Linked DNA regions of Mus musculus: region 2 is linked to region 1. The links are chromatin loops, found by intact Hi-C in ENCODE. Cell type or tissue: heart. All regions are shown on one strand. Region 1 has its middle 8.2 kb from the start of Gm30704. Region 2 has its middle 5.9 kb from the start of Efnb1.

What was found. A loop is a pair of places that touch in the nucleus more often than their neighbours do. Peaks named below come from ENCODE experiments on the same cell type or tissue, not always from the same donor. Only the 100,000 strongest peaks of a DNase experiment are listed, where the experiment ranks them.
Region 2: it touches region 1 in a loop (3-fold over the local background); 3 of 42 quality-filtered maps call a loop at or near these places.

The regions. Positions count from the first base shown.
Region 1 is chrX:99,325,256-99,327,755 of GRCm38, reverse strand. No RefSeq gene overlaps it. Among named protein-coding and RNA genes, the nearest start is that of Gm30704, 8.2 kb to the left of the region's middle. In heart, no CTCF peak of the experiment used is centred here; DNase peaks (open chromatin) are centred at 1,395 and 2,065; H3K27ac peaks cover 1,794 bases; H3K27me3 peaks cover 302 bases.
Region 2 is chrX:99,128,917-99,131,416 of GRCm38, reverse strand. No RefSeq gene overlaps it. Among named protein-coding and RNA genes, the nearest start is that of Efnb1, 5.9 kb to the left of the region's middle. In heart, a CTCF peak has its summit at 1,127; no DNase peak of the experiment used is centred here; H3K27me3 peaks cover 848 bases.

The sequences.
Region 1 (2,500 bases):
GACAACACAGACAGGACTTGTACCAAAGGACCTTTCTAAACAGGTCCACTTCCCCTGTATCCTTTCTTTTCTACGACATCTGGTGGGTGGTGGGCTATAAAGGAGGTTAAAGTGTTTAAGAACCATCATTAAAAATAGATTTTGAAAAAATAAAGTTACAGTTATATGTATGGCCAGAGACCCAGAGAGTCCAGGAGCAACTAACTATTCTACTATTCTGTTCTTCAACTAACTATTCTTACCTATTCCAGGTAAGTTCTAGAACAATGATGAGAAGTATTTTAGGAGCAGTAGGCTGAGTTGGTACTCTCAGCCGAGTGCTGTGGGCCCAGGCAAGCAGTTAAGAAAACTCTAACAGGGAAGTCCATCCGGAGGTAGAACAGCTTTGTGGCTGACAACTGACTGCAGCCAGACTTCAGTGAAGGATGGGACAATTAGCTAATCTGACTGTGCCTTGTTTCCCTTATCTGTAAAATGGGCAATGATAGTCATTTACCACAATGGCAAGTTTTGTTGTTTGTTTTGAGGAAGGGACTCTCTAGTCCTAAACGGTGACGTTAGAAGTGTACCACCATCTCCGGCTTGTCCCACTTATAACCAGTAATGGTTCCCTTTTGTAACCTCAGGGGCCGCTATTAACCGAGCCAGTGCCCTTTGATACTACATGATGTCTACTGGGAAACAACTTGCTGCTCACAAAGCCAGCCTCCAAGTTGTGGTCCTAAATGAGTAGAAATCTCCCAGTAGACACCCCGCCCTGCTCTGCTCACATACCATGGCCCCCAGTGAGCCAGTAGCTTTATATGTGTGTCCTGAGCAAGTCGTGCTCAAGGCCTTGGTGGTAGTTCTGAAAAGCAGAGTCTATGGTAGAGTAAAGACTCCCCATTGCTGTTCATAAGGAGTGGAAAGTTTAGAGGGCAAAGAGGACGTAGGGCCGTGCTCACCTTCTGTCGCTGGCTGGCAGTGGGCTTTGCTTATTCCACTACAATAACAACTGCATGAAGGCAGGTTTTGAAGGGTTTTTTTTTCTTTCTTTTTTCTGTATTCCCTGTCCTTAGGTTAGTGCTGGCTCATAGTAAGGTGTTTAATAATACAGGTTAAATGAACGAATGAACAAAGGAGTAAATTTGTCGAAGGTTTCCTCAAACTTTGACTGCAAATCTCAAGTCCACAGAGACCAGCTTCTTCTCATCCCTGGGGACAGAACAGTGAGTGTGGAGAGAGCGCCTAGGAATAGGCACAGGGCCGTTGTGAGTTCTGCTGGCCCTAGGACCAGGGCAGAGGCTCCCAGCTGCAGGCCAGAGGAGCCTGGAGCTTGTCTGCACTTGCTCAGTGGGCTGTGCTGGCTGCTGGTGGAGGTGGCTGCCCAAGGTCTTTTGGCTGGAGCGCAGCTCCCACTCCCTCCCCCGGCCCCGCCCATCAAGGAAGCGGCAGTGTTGGCTCCGAGAGAGGAGTCAGGCAGGGAATCCCAGCCCCTCCCAGCTCTAGACTGGATCCAGAAGGGCCTGGCATGCTTCTAATATTGAGCAGCAAATTCAATCAGGCAGATGAGAATTCCTATTATTTTAATATATTTAGAAGAGAGTTTAAGGTGGATTTTGTTCCATGCTGTATATTTTTACAACATGAGGTCAGGCCACTTTGATAAATGCTGTAATGGAAGCAAGAGGGGGCCTTGGGAAAGGGTAAGAGAATGAGCCGAAAAAGGGAGGGGGTGGTGGAGAGAGAGAGAGAGAGAGAGAGAGAGAGAGAGAGAGGACAGAGACAGGGAGACAGTCATGGGGATGGAGAAAGGCAGAAAGGGAAGGGGAAAGAGAGCGACCGCATGTGTATCTATCTCCAGCTTGTCTTTTCCACATATGTCCATGACTCCATGTGTGTCTCTGCGTCTGTTTGTTGTTTGAGTAGACAAATCCATTTGGGGATAAATAGGATGATTTTCCCACCTGCAGGAAGCGAGGCGGCCAAAGGCTGATTGGGAGTGCTTTACTCCGCTGCTCTCAGAGGCCCTGGGCAAGGACTCAGATTGCTCCTGAGGCCAGCCAGCAAGGCTTCTCTTAGAAATGGAGATGCAGGCTTGCTGCCAGAAAGGCAGGGCCAGTCCAGAGAGCCTGAAAGGCCTGCGCCTCAAGTAATCCTTGCCAGGAGAGGGGCCCTGGACCCCAGAGGCCATGCTGTCTCACTCATTGTGAAACGCCCTTCCTTCTGTGGTGGGCAACAAACACGGGAGCAAGAAGGCGCTGGAGCCCAGGCACTCACGTGGGAAAGTCCTCAAGCCTGGAGGCTGGGGTGGAGGTGGCAGTGGTGGTTAAGATGACCTTCAGAGGACTTTGTAAGCCCAGAAATATTTGGCTAGAAGCTTAGGTAAAGTATGGAATGGGGTTCCCAGGTTCTGGAAGACTTTCTAAGGCTCAGAATCCCTGGGAAGAACCCAACTTGTTGATGCTGCCACTGAAATTCCCTTGGCTCAACTTGTGTCTGCCTAGTGACCTAGAGCACC
Region 2 (2,500 bases), 200 kb after region 1:
CAGTCTGGCCCAGGCCACCTGTCGCTCCCTCACTCTGGTTACCTGGAGAATGTACAAGGAGGGGCGAGGTTATTCATCACTGTCTAGGGCTCAGGAATTCAGGCGAAGGGAACAGCAGCTGTCCCCACTTATCACTGACCCCAGCCTGGTTCCCTATCTTAGATGGGGGAGGGCACTGATGCCTGGAGAAACAGCACCTTTGCCCAGACCGGAGAAAAACATCGGAGAAAACCCCGGACGCACCAGGCTCTGTGTTTACAGAGTAAAGTTGCTGTGGAGGAACAACCCGGATTGAGCAATGGAACATTCCGAGGAGATGCGGCTGTCTGGAAGATCTAAGCCCTCATAAGCCTATGTACTGATTTCCTGCCTCACACTCCCGTAAACAGGCTAAAGGGTCAGAGTCTATGTTTTCTTCACTGATAACCTTAGCCCTGTGGGAGACAGGTCACGAGATGCAGGGGACATCTTTGGACAGATAAAGGTCTGAATCTATCTTTCCAGAGAACTCCTGGCAGATAATAGTACTCTGGCCCACTGTCTGTCCCCTCCTATCCTTGAGTCAATTCAGACAACATGGCTGGTACTGAAACCTCCTCTCCCTGCTAAGAACTTAGCTTAGGTGGGCTTTATGCCACAGTCCTACCTCCATCTACTTCCCATAAGACCCCAGTGACATCCTAGACCTTTAATCTCTTCCACTTAAGCCAGGCCTCTACCTCCCCAAAACTGCCTAAGGAGGTCAGGCTCAAATGCTGACTGCTCTTTATTAACAAGCCACCTAGCATCTTCCCCCACAGAACATTTTCACTTCCCAGGCCTGGCTTGTCTTTCGCAGCCCTTATTCAGGACACAAAGCTAAGCATGGAACAATCTCTGCCTCATGGCAAGGGCATGTGAACTTTCTTCCAGGAATTTGTCCTGGGCAGGCCGGTGTGAAGGTAGGAAGATTCGAAACCCCGAAAGGGGAGTTCCTGAGGGATTAGGGTTCCAAAGACAAGAGAAGGAAGGAGTGGGTCTCAAAGGTGGGAAAAGAGGGGTTTTGACAGGTGAGGGACTCAGAGATGGAGTTCCCTTTTTCTAGTACCTTCTCTATTTTTCAAACTCTGTCTCCCTCCAGTGGTCCGTTTGGAAATTGCAGTCTCAAGGCTGACCCAGCCATGAGCCTGCTGCCCAACAATCCAACAACAGGCGGAGTTCTGGAGTCTGTCTATTTGCAGTGTTGGCTGGGTCTGAAAGAAGCCAGGAATGCACCTCCACCCCCTTTCTGTATACTGTCTGTCCCAAGATGGAAAATCAAATTATCAAGTCTATCCTTAAGCTTTTACTTCTGGGTGGCCTTCTTGGATGACTTGCTAGTCTTGTCTCACAGTATTGGCTGAAATTGGCATTTGAACTCAGGTTATTTATGTGCATCTAATTAATTACGTGCACTCCATGAAACACTAACCTAAAACAGAATTTTCCAACAGCTTCTCCTTTATGTGTTGTGCCAAGGCTAAGTAACAGGATGGGCATACAGGAGGCACTTAATAATTGTCCATCGCAATGGCGGTAGTGTTGAGAATGAAAGCTACAATTTCCTGAGCACCTGTTATGCTCCAGGTGCTTTGTATACATTCTTTCACACAAAATTGATTTTATATACAGATAAGGAAGTCAGGGCCCCCTTAAGTTAAGCAACTTAAACATCATCTGGAGAAGTAGAAGTTGAGGTTTGACACAGGCCTCCCTGGCTTTTAGCTACAGGCATCTCAGTCTTCTAAGTGACAGATGTATCCTTTGTCCTTGAAAAGGTACAAGGATGAACTACAACTCAGTTCCTAACAACACAGCTGTCGTGAACCCCAGTCAAGCTTGTGGGGTGCAGTACACACAGTAGCTTGCTGTGTATAATGTCTCCTGTCTCCCATCACTGGGCAACTCTGCTGTGTCTTTTGTCATTAGCACACAGACAAATCCCAGCTACATACTCAATCTCCCAGATGCTGCCAAACGAGCAGCTGGTCAAGTTAAAGACTCCTACAGTCAGCTGACCCAGGGAAAGGTCAAGACTCCAGGGCTAAGGAGAGTGAGTCCCTTGGAAGTCTGTTCAAGACTCCCAAGGATCAGCGTGGGTCAGTCCAGCTCACAAACCCTGCTGGCCCTCTCTGGAAGTCTGCCATGTTCTGAGTCCTGAAACCTAATAGACCAAGAAGAAACAGATTTGGTAATATATACTGGCAATTACAGCCATTGAGATATGAAAACAGGAGAATCAGAGGTTCAGTTTCATCCCTAGATACACACTGAATTTGAGGCTAGTGTAGCTAAGAGGTGGAGGGGAGAGAGACGGAGAGAGACAAACACAGAGGCAGGGACAAGGGTGGAGGCAGGAGCAGGGGCAGGGGCAGGGGCAGGGGCAGGGGCAGGGGCAGGGGCAGGGGCAGGGGCAGGGGCAGGGGCAGGGGCAGGGGCAGGGGCAGGGGCAGGGGCAGAGGCAGAGGCAGAGGCAGAGGCA